2 separate regions of the Homo sapiens genome follow, and region 1 is linked to region 2. Evidence: read pairs that join two places in POLR2A ChIA-PET (ENCODE). Cell type or tissue: HepG2. All regions are shown on one strand. Each heading gives the region's core, and the rest is flanking DNA. Links, peaks and the distances in the headings are about the cores only.

Region 1 (8,502 bases), core at 1,943-6,942, 120 kb before region 2:
GCTCTTCCTAAAGGACACTAGTCACATTGGAATAGGCCCACCCTGACAGCCTCATTTTAATTTAACCACCCCTTGAAGCCCTCAACTGCCCTATCTCCAAAGACAGTCATATTCTGAGGTACAGGGGGATATGGTTCCAACATATACATTTGGGGGAACCCAGTTCAGTCATAGCTCCTACCATCTGCCTGCTCTTTCTTACCTCCATGCCTTTTAAAGATGTTGTCTCTATTTAGAATATCCTTGCCTTGCTGCATAATTCCATATCATTATGACTCATCATTATGACTCAGCACAGATTGCATTGCCTTCCCAGAAACTCTCAGACCCTATCCTAATGTAAGCTGCTGTCCCTCCTCTGTACTCCTAGGCTCTCTTCTCTGTCTCTCTCTGATCTTACTACATGATTTGGTCATTCTTTTTATGTTTACCACATTAAATTGCCAATATTTGACCATTTTTGCCCTACAAGAACAATTTCTTTTTTCTTTTTTGAGATGGAATCTCGCTCTGTCACCCAGGCTGGAGTGCAGTGGCGTGGTCTCGGCTCACTGCAACCTCCACCTCCCTGGGTTCAAGCGATTCTCCTGCCTCAGCCTCCCGAGTAGCTGGGACTACAGGCACATGCCACCACACCCAGATAATTTTTTGTATTTTTAGTGGAGACAGGATTTCACTGTGTTAGCCAGAATGGTCTCGATTTCCTGACCTTGTGATCCACCTGCCTTGGCCTCCCAAAGTGCTGGGATTACAGGCGTGAGCGACCGCGCCCGGCCAAAAACAATTTCATATGGTCCAACCAAATACATATCTCGCTTCTGACCCTCAGACTTTTGTCCCTAGGGATTACGTCTTGTTTCTCAGTGCACCACAGTGCTTGGCACTGAGAGGGTGCTCCGTGAGTGTTGAAAAAATGAATCTCATAGACATGATGTCTGTCCCTGAGGTTCTTTATATGTTATTTGGAGAGCTGAAATACTGGTCCCAAGATAGATAGGTAATCCTAGGCTACATCCTCAGAGTTCTAAGAACTGAGAGTTTACTGTTGACAGATTTAGTTAGAAAGGGCTACAGGGGGATGTGAGGCTTGAGCTGGGATAGTAAGAAAGGATACCACTGAGATGGGTGAAGAGGCAGAGGGAGAGGAATTCAAGGAGCAAAGCCTGGTAGGCATAAAAAGGAATGGATTGTGGATGTGGACATTAACATGAGAATGGACTTGCTGGAGAGGACAGCCACGAAAAGAACCAGTGAGACTGAAGGTGGGCCAGGCAAGGCTAGGCTAAGTCATGGAGCTCCTCGGATGCCAAATTGAAGAACTCGTATGTGATCCTCTGGGTAATGGTGAGGTATTTTATGTTCCAAGAATGACATAATGAAAGTAGAGTTCTAGGAAGATTACCCAGCGTTTGGGATAACATATGATCAAAGAGAAAGAGTCTAGAGAACAGATGGAATCAGGTGGCTGTGTGAGGAACAGAGGCATAAGTTCGGAAGACCTTGGTTGGCCTAAAGATCTGACTGAATTGTTCATTTGCAGCTATCAAAAATGGATTGAAAGAAGGCTTCTAGGCCGGGCGCGGTGGCTCACACCTGTAATCCCAGCACTTTGGGAGGCCGAGGCCGGCAGATCACAAGGTCAGGAGTTCAAGACCAGCCTGCCCAATATGGTGAAACCACATCTCTACTAAAAATACAAAAATTAGCTGAGCATGGTGGCAGGCGCCTGTAGTCCCACCTACTTGGGAGGCTGAGGCAGGAGAATCACTTGAACCTGGGAGGTGGAGGTTGCAGTGAGCCGAGATCATGCCACTGCACTCCAGCCTTGGTAACAGAGTGAGACTTCGTGTCAGAAAAAAAAAAAAAAAAGAAGGCTTCTAATAATACAATGTAAAGCCATCCCCATTGTATATAAGGATTGACCCATTAAAAGAAAGGTTAAATTCGGGGGTTCTGTGAAGTTTGTGAGTCTTTGAAAAGAGGGAAAGACAACAGCCCATGTTCCTCCTTGGCCAAGGTCTGGTTGATCCTGCCTCGTGTTAGGGAGGCATCATCTGAGGATATGGATTGAGCTTCACTCCAGAGCTCCTCCGCCCTTGGTCTTGACCCAGGATGGTAGGATGGGGTTTATGAGAATGGCTGCCTGGATGAGTTCTGACTCTACTACAGGTTCAGAATTTCTAATATGAAAATCTGAACAAAACTTCCTGGGCAACAACATGACCACTAATGGAAAATTTCATACCTGATCTCATGTGATGGTGGCTCCCAGTCAAAACTTTGTTTCATATACAAAATTATTTAAAATAATGTATAAAATTACCTTCAGGCTATGTGTATAAAAGGTACTCAGTATCCTCGGGGCATTGGTTCCAGGACTGCCCCCATACCAAAATCTCAGGATGCATAGTCAGCCTTGTGGAACTGAGGAAACAGAAAGCTGGTCCTTTGTATCTGGGGGTTCTACATCCCTGGAGTACTATATTTTCAGTCTGAGGTTGGTTGAATCTGCAGCTGATTGAATCCAAGCATGGAGAACCTGAGGATTGGGAGGACCAACTATATATGAAACATAAATAAATTTGTATTTTGACTTGGGTCCCATCCCCAAGATATTTCATTTGTATGTAGATATTCCAAAATCCAAAAATATCGGAAGTCTGAAACACTTCTGGTTCCAAATATTTTGGATAAAGGATACTCAAGCTTTACACACATTTGCTGTGTGGCCTTGAGAGAGTTACTCAACCACACTTAGCTTTAGTCCCCTTAGCTGTAAAACAGGGATGATTAACACAATAGTTTCTACCTTATAGGTGGATGTGAGGAATAAATACAATGAATACATGCAATCCATTTAGAACATGTATGTTAAGTTGAATCACAGGCAATTGCTGTTTTGGTGGATCTAAAATGAATATTGTCAGGGCCAGGTGCGGTGGCTCATGCCTGTAATCTCAGCACTTTGAGAGGCCGAGGCGGGCAGATCACTTGAGGTCAGGAGTTCGAGATCAGCCTGGCCAACATGGTGAAACCCCATCTCCACTAAATATAAAAATTAGCCTGGCATGGTGGCATGCCTATAATCCTAGCTACTCAGAAGGCTGAGGCACGAGAATTTCTTGAACCTGAGAGGCAGAGGCTGAAGTGAGCTCAGACTGCACTCCAGCCTGGACAGCAAAGTGAGACTCCATCTCAATAAATAAATAAATAAATAATAAAATAAAATAAAATAGAATGAATATTGGCAATTTCCTACAGTTCAGGTAAATACTTAACACGTTTGATGCTATCATCTATGTCCTCTGGCACTTGGAAAAGGTTTGTCCAACAAGTGGCAGAGGGCACAGGGACACAGCCCCCACTGCCCCTCCTGGCTTATTCTGATTTCCTCAGCCTGGCTCGTCCCCTCATGTCCGCATGGCTCTGGAGCTGGGCCCTTCCCTTTCCCTGCTGCCACCCTTCCCTGGGGACCACACAAGGCATCTGCTCCTGTCTCTTGACCAACCAGAACATGGAAACACCTCCCTCCCTTCCTGACAAGTATAATTGGCTGGAATGTTCAACAAGTTAATTTTACTAATTAAGAGAATGTTAAAAAAAAAAGTGCAAGAATGCCTGGTTACAAATGTAGAGCACAGGCATAAAAGGAAAGAGTCTGAAAGTTCAACAGAGATGCTCAAGCAAATCGCTAGAGGTAAGAATTGAATGAGCAGCACTTCTAAGACTACCCTTCTGGAACCTACATCTAGTCCAGCCCCTCTGAAGGGCAACCCTTGGGTCCCCTCTGGCTCTTCTCTGTAAAGCTCCTCTGGCCTCTGTTCAAAATCTCACCACTGTCCAGAGTGGAAAAAAGTTCTTGCCTTTATGGCTTCCGAGAGTTCCTACCTGATCATTGGCCTGTGCCTCTCCTAAGGTCTCAACTGTATGTCTTAGAATTCCTGCCCTACACCCCTCTATCCCTCAGGCACGTGGGATTCCCCTACCCACTCCTGTCTGTCTAGTGTTTTTATTTGAACCACATACACTAACAAGCGACCTGTGAAGAGTGTTTCTACCTGTTCTTGATGGGAGGATGCTATACCTATGCCAGCATTTTCTGAAAAACTTTAGAGCTCTCAGCTAGCCAGAAATGGACTCTGCCCTTTCCTGTTTCAAAGGTCAGCTCCACCAGCCTGAGCTGCCCACTCAGTTTGTTTCCTGTTAGAGGGACACCCTCAGCTCTCAGCTCTTTTAAACAGCAAAGATGACAGACATGTCCTGAATAATTGAACTCAAATAACCTTCCCTCTTTATTTTTCCAGACCATTTCCTGGTTAGTCAGCACTCAGGTCTTTCTAAGGGGGAGAGAATTCTCCATAGACCCCTAATTACATATTTACAGTACTTGGTGTTTCATTTTTGCAATAACATCTAGTAGGGTCCTTTTTCTTTATATAGAAAAACATGAAAAAGCAAGACATTTCATAATCACTGGTTAGTTAACTTTGGTTAATTTTTTTCAAAGCACATAGTAAGAAAATTCAAGCAGTTTAGAAAAGTATAAAATTCCATTTACTACCACTGTAGTCCCTTACCCAAAGATAATTACTGCTACTGTTTTCTTGTGAATCTTGGGAAAGTAAATTTTGTAAGTATACATGCATACTTCCATATTGCTGCTCCGTGTAGCACTGATTCATTATAATGCTATTTGACTATAAAATATTTCGTACAAAATTATTCATGTACATATGCCAGTCCATAATAATTCACTCTTATTTTGCCCATCCTAAGGATATCTTATGCACTCAGCCAGTAGGAAGAATCACTATGTACATTACATGTTCAGCTAATGAGCGTTAGTTTCCCATTCAGAAAAACTCTCATCCAGTGAGTGCTTTCTCATGTAACGCCAAATTCACTTTGTTCCACAGAGTATTTGCTTACTTCCTGTGCCCCTTTTTCCTACCATTTAGTTTGTGTTTTGGCCAACAGTTTTGATCTAGAATGGATGACAAAAACTATATGGGTATTCTGCTGGACCTGCCACAAAGACACGAAAGAAGAACATCCTGCTAGATGTTACAAATCTGCTTTACAGGAGTTCTTGCCCCTTTCAAGTCAATGGTTGAGGACAGAAGGAATAAGAAACAGGGACTGTACTATTCAACATTGTACTGGAGGTTATAGCCAGGGCAGTTAGGCAAAAAAGTGAACTACAAGGCATCCAGATTGGAAAGGAAGAAGTAAAACTGTCTCCATTTGTAGACATAATCTTATGTGGAGTAAATCCTAAGTAATCCTCCAAAAAAATAATTAGAGCTAATAAACAAGTTCAGTAAAGTTTCGAGATATAGGATCAACATACAAAAGTTAGCTGTATTTCCATACACTAGCTAAGAATAATCTGAAAGTTAAATTAGGAAAAATTCATTTACATCGCTTGAACCCGGGAGGCAGAGGTTGCAGTGAGTTGAGGTTGTGCCATTGCACTCCAGCCTAGGGGACACAGTGAGAGTCTGTCTCAAAAAAAAAAAAAAAAAAAAAAATCATTTACAGTAGCATCAAAGATAATAAGGTACTGATTCAAAACGGATCAAAAACCCAAATATAAAAGCTAAAATTATACAACAAACAGAAAAAATGTAGATGTAAATCTTCATGATCTTGCATTAGGCAATAGTTTCTTACATACTAGACACTGAAAGCATAAGCAACTGAAGGGAAAAAGAATCAGTAAATTGGACTGCATCAAAATTAAAAACTTTTGTGCGACAGAGGACTCCATCAAGAAAATAAAAAGACAACCTACAGAATGGGAGGTAATATTTGCAAATCATATATCTGTTAAGGGACTTGTATTCAGAATATATAAAGAACACTTACAACTCAACAATAAAGACAAATGACCCAATTAAAAAATGGTCAGTCTGGACCGGGCATGGTGGCTCACGCCTGTAATCCCAGCACTTTGGGAGGCTGAGGTGGGCAGATCACTTAAGGTCAGGAGTTCAAGACCAGCCTGGCCAACATGGTGAAACCCCGTCTCTACTGAAAACACAAAAATTATCCAGGTGTGGTGACATGCACCTGTAATCCCAGCTACTCAGGAGGCTGAGGCAGGAGAATTGCTTGAATCTGGGAGATGGAGGTTGCAGTGAGCTGAGATCGTGCCCCTGCACTCCAGCCTAGGCGACAGAGTGGGACTCCATCTCAAATAAAAAAAAAAAAGAAAAAAGAAAAAAAAAGGATCAATCTGGCTGGGCACAGTGGCTCATGCCTGTAATCCCAGCACTTTGGGACGCTGAGGCGGGCAGATCACTTGAGGTCAGCAATTCAAGACCAGCCTGGCCAACATGGTGAAACCCCATCTCTGCTAAACATACAAACAATTAGCAGGGTGTGGTGGCACGCACCTGTAATCCCAGCTACTCGGGAGGCTGAGGCAGGAGAATCACTTGAACCCGAGGGGCAGAGGTTGCAGTGAGCTGAGATTGTACCACTGCACTCCAGCCTGGGCAACAGAGTGAGACTCCATCTCAAAAAAAAAAAAAAAAAAAAAAAAAAAACAGGTCAATCTAAGTTGACATTTCTCCAAAGAAAATATGCAGATGGCCAATGAGCACATAAGATACTCAACATTATTGGCTATCAGGAAATACAAATCAAAACCACAGTGAGATACCACTTCATACCTACTAGGATGGCTACAATGAAAAAGACAGATAATAAAAATCAGTGAGGACTTGGAAAAATTGGAACCCTTGTTCACTGTTGGTAAAATGGTGCAGCTGCTGTGGAAAACAGCCTGGTGGTTCCTCAAAAGCTTAAGCATAGAGTGACCATATAACCCTGCAATTCCATTCCTAGCTAAATAACCAAAAGAAATGAAGAAATCATATGCAAATGTTCATAACAGTATTATTCATCATAGCCCAAAATGGAAACAACCCAAATGTCCATCAACAGATGAATGGATAATCAAAATGTGTTATATCCATACAGTGGAATATTAATCAGCCATAAAAAGGAACGGAGTACTGATACTTGCTGCAGCAAGGGTGAACCTTGAAAACATTATGCTCAGCGGAAAAAGCTGGACACAAAAGGCCACATACTGTATCATGTGATTTATGTGAACTGTCCACAATAGGCAAATCCATAGAGACAAAAAGTAGATTTTTTATTTTTATTTTTTTATTTTGAGACAGGGTCTTACTCTGTCCCCGAGGCTGGAGTGCCATGGCACGATCATGGCTCACTGCAGCCTTAACCTACCAGGCTCAAACAATCCTCCCACCTTGATCTCCCAAAGTAAGAAGTAGATTAATGGTCAGGGCCTGGGTGGAGGTGGGAAGGAGATTGGGGAGTGACTGCCAGTGTGTATTTGGTTTCTTTTTAGGGTGATTAACATGTTCTAAAGTTGATTACATTCTAAAGTTTATTGCACATCATCAACTTATGTGCAACTCATAAGGTTGCACAACCTTATGAGTACACTAAAAACCACTATATGTGAATTACATCTCAATTTTTTAAAAAAGAGAGAGATTGATGGAAATCATTTAATGTTCTCTACTGTCTCATAATACCCCTGTAGCCTGGTGGGGTTGATCAACAATCATCTGGAGGAGACATGGAAAAAGAAATTAGGGCAGGAGGCGACTGGTGACCTCCGAGGTTTGGATGAGACCCACGGGGCCATTTCCAGCGTTGGATGGATGGAAGACATCTCCATAGGGTCTGTGATATAACAACCCCGTGGAATGATAATTCACTCCCAAGAAAGCATCCCTCAAGCACAAGTGTATACACACAAGATTGTGTGTTTTATCCATGCCATGCTATACCTCCCATTGTCCTCTTAATAATAGAATCCTGGCTAGTGTTCTGTCATCAACACAGTGAATTATTTGTTTTTTTTTAACTGCTGTGAGTATTCCCAGATATGAATGTTCCGTTACTAACCATCAAACATTTGTTAACCATTGGGCGTCATCATGGTCATTTCTAGTTTTTTGCTTTCATAAACAATGCTATGGTGAATGGTCTCACACTTACTGTTAGATGCACTGCATGTGAAATAGAAGACCCAAAGAGCACACTGTTGCTGGCAAGGCTGAGAAGAGAGCTCCTCTGCTGAGGACTCGTCCTCTTGTGCATCCTGGTATGTACTGGGCTGAAAACCAGGCAAGCCCTCCACCCCTGCCGCTGCCGCCCCCATGCCTAGGGCCGTGCTGTCCTCCACTGAGGAGGGAAAAGTCCTTCTCCAGCTCCCACGGGCCATCTGCTCCTCGTTGAGTCATCAGATGAGGCGATCCTTCCCATTACCTCAGCACACAGCACTGCACATGCTGTTGGTGTTCAAAACGGGCTTCGAGCCTCCTCTTGTAAAATGAAGCCAATGTTTGTCTCATTTGCCTCTTTCCAGAAGAAGTCGTGATTTTTTTTTTAATGCAATACAGAAAAAGTTTTCCATTTTTATTCTTTCTACTTTTGCTTCCAGTAATTTTCAGGTTC
Region 2 (8,502 bases), core at 1,336-6,335:
GCAGACCCCAGAATGTAGTGTCTTTGGGAATACAGACAATGTAGGCCCTGAGGAATTACAAAAGTCAGCCGAACAGTCTTTCCATGTTGCCAATATATGCTGAAAGCACCCAGGTTACCCTGGGTATGTGGTCTTCAGTCTGAACATTTGGGTGTTGTTTCTCATCAACTGAATGGCATTTTCATAGGCTGTTTGGTTTTGTCTTTAGCTTCTTCCAGACCAGCTGGTCTTGCTTCTGGAGCATCTCTTGGAGCAGAAGACTCTGAGCCCCCGAACTCTGCAAAGCCTCCAGAGGACATACCACCTCCAGGATCAGGATGCAGAGGTAACCAGGAACACTCTCGGAGTTTAACCAGCAGGTCCCCACTGTTGTTGAAGAATGGTGATCCCATTGCAGTCCCAAACTATTGAAACCACCATTTCTATTAGCAAAATCTCATGTGTTTGCTGTATGAGTGAAGAACTAAGTGCTTTAATCTGATTATGCTTATGCTTCTAATCAGAGTATTTTGAGGTCTTAAGTTTTTCCCTCTTCTTAAATCATAAAGATGGACATAAGTCTCCTAAAGGAATGAGTGGAATGTTTTTGAGTTGTAAACTTGGGTGGGTCATTGTGCCCACTGACGGTGGTGCCATTCTGTTGCACATTAAGGAAACTTGGCTCAGATGTGTCAGAGCTTCTTGGTTGCATTCAGTTAGGGCAGGAAAGGAGCCATGTGTAAAGGGAATGAAAACTAAATCTAGCAGCTGTAGTTGGAAAAGGCAATTGGATGCTTGCGAGAAAGCAATGTGATATAGTCCTTAATATCTTCTACCTTATTGTGAGGAATGCAGTGTGAATCCTAAGACAAATTCCAGGGTTTTAAAAAAATACAAAATAGTAAATAATGTATTCAGACATCTTAAGTAAAAACAAGAGCTTAAACAGAAAACCTCTTTTATATAAGACTCCCAAAATGCAGAAAGTAAGTTTGGTTTTGAACATTTTAAAACTGTGCAGTCTAGTACAGCAGCCATTAGCCATGTGTGGCTGTTAAACACTTAAATGCAGCTATTTTGAGTTGAGATGTGCTGTAAGTATAAAATGCACAATGAATAGTGAAGACACTGGAATGAAGAAAGACAAAATAACTTAATGTGTCCCAATTGATTATAGTGTTAGTGATATTTGGGATATATTAGGTTAAATATTATTGTAATGAATTTTATAATCATTAAAATGGAGTAATTGAGAAAAGCCCGTTCCTTATTAACCAAAAGGTAAGATGGCCATTGTTAGGCATTTTAAAGCCCCATAAACTCAACAGTGATTGAAAAACTCCAGAGGGGACATGTAGCTTTTTACCCACCTGAGCATAGACCAAATTTACAACTGTTGCTGTTTATTTCAGCTCTTATATTTTTGTATGTAGGAGTTCTCAAATGCCAGACTGTTATTTTTAATTAGTGTTTAAAAGACTTTGCTATATATAGTCATTAGGCTGTGTTTTAATCAGGGTGGAGTACCACCAAACCTCCAGGACCCTGTGATGGGCATGGACAGACCAGAGGGGAGGATCAGAGCAGGCACCGGGCACCTGTCACTTGATGTCCGGAAACCATGAGGTGGCCCCCTTCCGTTTAGCATAAAACATGTCCTGTTCTTGCAGCTCAACTTAGTTGTTATATATAACCTCTTAGAACCTTTGAGAAGAACGGCTGTGGGTGCTAAGGCCAGTGTTGAATTAGGTGGCTGGTTCAGAAACACCTGCCCAGGCTAACGGGGCAGATCTCTAGTACAGCGCAGGGGTGCTTGGGACCTGGTGGGGGCAGATTTCTTTACCTTCTGTGCCCCTATATTTTTGAGATAACGCAGAAAGGCTTCCCTTGCTCTACATGTGACCGAGATGCATATGTAAAGCTGCCTTTCCAGAAGGGTAAGCTTGCTGCCTCCAGCTGTTCCTGCTCCTCATGGCAAAGTGCACTGAGGAGTTTTGTTGGCTGAGCAGCGTGTTCGGGATGTAGCGGCTGCAAGTGAGAAGCCTATTCCATGGTTGCTTTAGCTCCTGGGCTGCCATCCCGGTCTGTCCCTCCCTCTTTTCATGTGGATGGGCCGGTACAGGCCCACCCACACAGAGAAGGAAGAAAGGAGGGACGAGATTACTATTAACCATTCTTTCTATGTGTGGTGCTTCTGTGTATGGGCTGTGTTCACAGAGCATCTGATCTGTTGGTCTGATTTTCTGAGTGTAGCACTGAGTCTGCTGCGGCTGCTTGCCAAGGGCTTGAATGTCGAGGGGTTGTGGGGCCAGGGTTCTGAATACTATCTCAGGTTATGCACACCCTGCCTGCCCTCCATGTGCCTGCATCACGTGATGTGAAGACCCAGGTGTATGCTCTTCATGGAGGCAATGCCCCCGTGTTCAGAATGTGAAAGGAAAAGTGCTCAAGGACAGACAGAGTTGAGAGCATGGGTGGAGTAGGCAAACCATCCCAGGCTACCTCCTGCCTTGCCACCCCTCTGCAGGGCGGGCACAGGCTGCGCTCCTTGATGCTCCTTGGCCTGGAGAGTGAAGCTGACCTCAAAGTCAGCCATCTTGTATGTAGCAGGCCTCAGGACTATGGGCGGGTGCTGGGCCACTGCAGCCAGCACGGAAAATGAGCCGAAGGGAAATCCGTTCCACAGAAGCACCTTGTCTTTCTGCAGTTTTTGAGTATATTTCTCAAATAGCCATAAAAGTTTAAAAAATATATTTGACAGCTAACTCTGGGAACAAAACATGTTATCTAAGATCCCTTTTTAAGTAACACATTTCCTGCCTGCCTTAGCAGGTCTCTTAAGCTGTAAAAATAGCTACCCATGGCAGTGAGATGAGGATCCCTGGACCTTGCCTTTCTGACCTCTTTCCCCCAGGAAGTCCATGACTGACCTTCAGGCAGCAGCATCTCTGCAGGCTCCACTGAGCGCTTTCAGATCTCCGCAGACTCCACTGAGCGCTTTTAGATCTCCGCAGACTCCACTGAGCGCTTTCAGATCTCTGCAGACTCCACTGAGCGCTTTCAGACTGGGGCCATGCCTCAGGGGATGGGCTCCCCCTGTGTTGTTTTGCTGGTGGCCACGAATCCGAAAGGCCCATGCTGCAGCGTGCCCTGCTTTGAGTTTGGTTGATATGCTTAATAAGAACATTAGTTTTCTGGGAGAATTTGGTAGCACCCGTTCTTCCCTTCACTGTGTGGGGGAAATAGTGTTGATTGAAAGGAAGAGGACTCCGAGATTGGATTGGAGCAAGAAAGTGTGGGTATCGTGTGTTGTGACTGTGTCTTCTCCGGGGTGCTGCTTCACTGGAGGTCTCCCTTCAGGGTCTGGCCCTCATGCCTGGCCCCAGGTGCTCGTGTGCACGTGAGCGGCTCTTCCTGCTGACTGACTACAGCTAATTGACAAAAGGCAGTTTCAAAAAAAAAAAAAATCTCAACTTAGTAAGGTGTCAGCACAGAGGGGAGTAGCTAGAAAAAGCTTGCTAACAACATTTAGAGGCCACCCTAAGACAGCTATACTCTCCCAAAGTGCCAAAGAATGTAACCTTGGGAGGCTCCACTCTTTCATGTAGAATTGCAAACTAAACTAGTAGGAGCAAGTGAATGTGAGGAAACAGATTGTAAGGGCATACCTGTTTCAGCACTCATCCGGCTGCCTTCCAGGATAGAAAGGAAACTCCAGGTTGATTGGAAATGGAAAAAACGACCAGCGTCACAGGCCTGTCCCGTAGCACGGGCAGTAGCTGAAGAGGCCCTGCAGACCCTGTGTAATGGGTCTAGGTCTCCTCTACCTCTTTTTTGTTTGTATGTTTGAGACGGAGTCTCGCTGTGTCTCCCAGGCTGGAGTGCAGTGGCACGATCTTGGCTCACTGCAACCTCCAACTCCCAGGTTCAAGCAGTTCTGCCTCAGCCTCCCGAGTAGCTGGATTACAGGTGCCCACCACCACGCCCAGCCAATTTTTTGTATTTTAATAGAGACGGGGTTTCACCATCTTGGCCAGGCTGTTCTCGAACTCCTGACCTCATGATCCACCTGCCTTGGCTTCCCAAAGTGCTGGGATTACAGGCGTGAGCCACCGCGCCTGGCCTCGTCTACCTCTTTTGATGCATCGTACACAAGCCATTGGTCAGGGGGCGGGTCCACAAGCTGGTATTTATCTTAATATGCTGTTACTAATACATTGTTTACTTGGGAAGAAAGCACCATAGCATTTATTTGCAGTCCAAAGGTGGAAGTTGTGAGTCCAGCAACACAATCATGTGACAGCTTTAATGCTCATTTATGAATTTCATTTGGGCCAAAAGCATAGTTCTGTGACTCAAGCACTTAATGATTAATAGAACTCTAGAGGAACTTACCAAAGGGGCAAAGAATGAAGGTTTGATGGTTGTTACATCTCCAGATTCTAAAATTGATCCATAGTTGTGGTTCTGTTCGTTCCTTTCAGTGCTAGAACTCTTTCCATTAGAGATGACTTTCGTCTTCTGCTTTGGAGGGCTTGGAGATGTGAAATGTTCAGGAGGGTCTTTTCCCTGCTGTTGGAGCTTCTTTTTCTTCCCTGGTTGCTTTTTCATAGTATTCTGGCTACAAATAAGTAAGACATTTCTATTTTGTTTTGTTACAGAGTGGCTTAGAGGAAAGGTTAGATATAATCTCTTTGGGCTCTGTTGCTGTTTCAGGATGCTCGATGCTTTAGATTTATTAATATGTAGTGTGCTGAACTTAGAAGTCCTTCCTCTTGTCTGCCTTGATCCAGAGTCTAAGCGTAATAAAGGCAGAAACTCTGGCTATGCTGACGTCAGGTCCTGTCATCGTGGTGTGTGAGGGCAGCACCCAGCTCTGCCTCTCCCACCACGGTGCTGGCACCAGGGCCTCTGCCCCGTAGGACACCGAGGCTTATGAATAGGAGCAGTGCCGGCCAAGGCGCCGGCACCATCTTGGTGATGTCCAGGGGGCCCACCCAGGCCCCCTTTTCCTCTCCTCCCCTTCTCCTGCTGGCTGCCCTTGGTGCAGGCGAATCCAGGGCCTCATTACTAAGCCAGCTGGCTCACCACGTCATCATCCAGCATTGTCAGGAGACACCATTGTGGAACAGAGCCCTACAAGGCAGGTTTTCAGATTGAACATGAAAAAGAACACCATTGTGGAGTGTCAGAGTAGTGTGTGCAATTAGTGAAATGCTTTTATAGGGTAAAATACAAGGAACCAGGTCCCCCCGGGATCCCAAAAGGGCAAGTTGACACTTGCCACCTCCACCTGGCAACCCACAGAAGCTCAGCATTAGGCCGTTTCTCACAGTATGATTGCAGGTACAGGGGTCTGGCTTACTGGCCCATTGATGCCATCAACCTTAGGTTACAGATCAAGAGGCCAGATACCGATGAGTCTGAACTTTAGAACATGGCCTGTGAATAGTGTGACTTCAGGTTTTTAGAAAGCTGAGACCATGCTTGTGAGGGTCATGGCTGTCCCTTTGACAGAGCATTATTCCTTTTCTAGAGTTTAAAAGGTGGGTATAGATTGAAAAAAGGGATTGGGGTAATTGTCTTTAGTTACTTTAGACATATCTTTTTACACCATCTGCTTTTTATGATAGGAGAAAGAATAGAGTTCTCTGGTTTTATTTGTGCATTTTTTCTTTGTCTTATTTGGTTTATGAAACATTTAATCGATGTTTCAGAACATTCTTTCAAAGTCAGGACGGTCTGTCTCTCAGTACATCCTTCTTAGGGTTTTCTTTCTGTTATTCAATTCAGTGCCTCTGGAACTTTCCTGTGGAAAGCCTGCAACAGCATCTCCCCTGTTATACTGTGATAAAGGGATTTTTTTTTTAAAAAGCTGATCTAAAATCACAAAGAACTTTCTTTTTTAGATAAATAATTTCCTGTGTTGTTCCTGAAGATTGTGTTTTGTTTACTGTGAATTTATAGCAAATGAAAGTAAAGAAGAAGCAAGCCATGGACAGCATAATCTGGCTAATTTTTCTTAAATGGTCAGCTTAGCATTTATCTGTTTAAAGAGAGAGGGCATTTAATAGGTGGCTTTTAGCTACAGGTTCAGCCAGACTTTATTAGAAAAGCCACTGGTTGCAGAGTGTCCCTGCCGTCTGCTGTTTGCACAGGGTTCAGCAGTGGGCCCACTGTTACCGACCTCTGAAGATGTGAGGGCCTCTGTGTTTGCTCCATAGGGCGCTCTCCAGTCTGTATAGATTTTCTCAGAAAGATGGAGATGGAGATTTACACATTCTCTGGGGTCTAAATAGCAGTGCCCTGATGCTCTTCTTCCGGTATAGCCAGGAAACCAGCAGCATCTCATATTCATTGTGTGTCCAAAGGCTTCTCGAGTGGAATTAATGCATTGGACTTTAATTGGTGCTTCTGGGTTCTTTACAGCTCAGTCAGTAGTTTACATACTTTTGTATTGGATTTCTGTTCTGAAATCCACACCAGAAACCACACAACTTTCTTTGAACATTGCCGTCTCTTTTTACAATTGTAAACTTAGCCATATTCCCATTTAAAGTATACCTTAAATGCCCTGAAATACAGGGCTCACTCTGCCACAGCTCTCAACATAGCTTTCCAGGTGGCTTTTCTGCCTTCTGGTGGCTTTCATGTACACCATCTTTGCTCTCTAGAACTGTGGCACACCAGGATGTGAGAGGTGGATCTGTCTGGACTTCAGGCTGTGAGAACCTCACAGCACAGATAGGATGTGAGCTTTACCCCTTGTGTTCAGGCCGCTCGCACGGAGTCAGCTTGCGGAAGCACGTTCCCAGGCCTGCTCTGCGTGTAATGGTGGAATTTTGTGTGGATGGCAGGGTATGATATTTAGAACATAAACACAGTAGAGATTGGCTAAACTTTGTGGGGTGGCACTAAAAATGATTTTTAGGCTGTTCAGTCTCTGCATATTGCTTTGCTGCAACCTTGAACCACATGGAACTGTGTTCTGTAGACCACCTGGTTTTGCCCATCCATGGGTGGAAGCAAATGCCCAGGCTGGGCACAGGAAGTTCCCAGGCACTGAGGGAACCAGCCAGCGCAAAGCTGACTTCATGGCCTCGGCTCTCAGGGCACCAGGTAGTTTTTCTCGAGAGTAGACTGTGTAGAATAGTACCCTTCGCTGAAACAGCCTTTCTCAACTTGGTTCTTAGGGTGAGGGGTAACTGTTTTTAGTAACTTTTTTGAGCTATAATTCACATACCATGAAGTGCACCCATTTTAAAGTATACAATTCAGTAGTTTTTAATATATTCACAGAGTTGTACAACCATCACCACAATCACTTGTAGAACATTTTGTCATCCCCAAAAGAAACCCAGTACCCTTTGGCTGTCATCCCTAGCTCCCCAGTCCTAGGCAAGCACTCATTTTTCTGTCTCTATAGATTTGCCTATTCTGGGCCTTCACATAAATGGAATTATATATAATATTTGGTCTTTTGTGACTGACTTCTTTTGACTTAGCATAATGTTTTCGGGGATCATCCTTCTTTGTAGCATATATCATTACTTCATTCCTTTTTATTGCCAAATATTTTGAGTCATATGGATGGATGGCATTTGTTGATCCACACATCAGCTGATGGACAGTTAGGGTGTTTCCACTTTTAACTATTGTGAATAATGCTGCTAGGAACATATGTGTGTACGGTTTTGTGTGGACATATGCTTTCATTTCTCTTAGGTATATTCCTAGGAGTAGAATTGCTGGATTATAACCCTTGTTTAACCTTTTGAGGAACTGCCAGTGTGTTTTCTGCTGTGGCTAAACCATCTTACATTTTCTCTAGCAGTGAGTATGGGTTCGGCCTCCACCAGCACTTGTTGTCCGTCTTTTTTATTTTAGCCATCCTGTTGGATGTGACTTGGTACCCCACTGTCGTCGTCATTCCTTTTTTTCACGTATTGACTAATGGTGTTGAGCATCTTTTCATGTGCATATTGACCATTTGCATATCTTCTTTGGAGAAAGGGCTAGTTAAACCTTTTGCTCATTTTTAAATTGGTTTGTCTTTGTATTACTGAGTTATAATAGTTCTTTATATAGTCTAGATACGAGTTCCTTCTCAAATACAGTTTGCAAAAATATACTCTTATATGATGGTATCCCTTGAGGTATAAAAATTTTCACTTTAATGAAGTCCAGTGTATCTCCTTTGTTTTGTTGAAAATCATTGCCAGGGTCATGAAGATTTATGCCTGTGTCTTTCCTAAAAGTTGTATAGTTTTAGTTCTTTAGTCTCTGGGGTTTATTTTTAAAAGCCTGTTTCTCTAGCTCTTGAACAGAAGGGTATCAGAAGAAATAGCCACTGAGAAGAGAAGGGGGAGGGAAGGCTGAGTTTCTTTCATGGAGTAAAACGTGATATGGCTAGAAATTGGCGGGGCTCAGGATGCCCCCTTTGAGTGGTGGGTTTCTTTTCCTTTTTTAGGCCTCAGTGTGCGTGGCCCTTCTCAAGGAGCTTTCTATGACTGCGCTCCTGCC

The links. Peaks named below come from ENCODE experiments on the same cell type or tissue, not always from the same donor. Only the 100,000 strongest peaks of a DNase experiment are listed, where the experiment ranks them.
Region 1: POLR2A ChIA-PET joins it to region 2 with 5 read pairs; 2 of 35 experiments call an interaction of 5 or more read pairs at or near these places.

Annotation. Positions count from the first base shown.
Region 1 is chr9:94,937,397-94,945,898 of GRCh38, forward strand. All of the region lies in intron 7 of AOPEP (aminopeptidase O (putative)), which reads left to right. It overlaps AOPEP-AS1 (AOPEP antisense RNA 1), which reads right to left and starts at 8,158. Exons shown (of 2, transcript NR_147614.1): 1 at 8,044-8,158. In HepG2, for the core only: no CTCF peak of the experiment used is centred there; a DNase peak (open chromatin) is centred at 4,225.
Region 2 is chr9:95,060,486-95,068,987 of GRCh38, forward strand. It overlaps AOPEP (aminopeptidase O (putative)), which reads left to right. Exons shown (of 17, transcript NM_001193329.3): 14 at 209-325. MIR6081 (microRNA 6081) reads left to right here and starts at 4,865; the gene lies at 4,865-4,961. RefSeq lists an enhancer at 2,293-3,002. In HepG2, for the core only: no CTCF peak of the experiment used is centred there; a DNase peak (open chromatin) is centred at 4,236.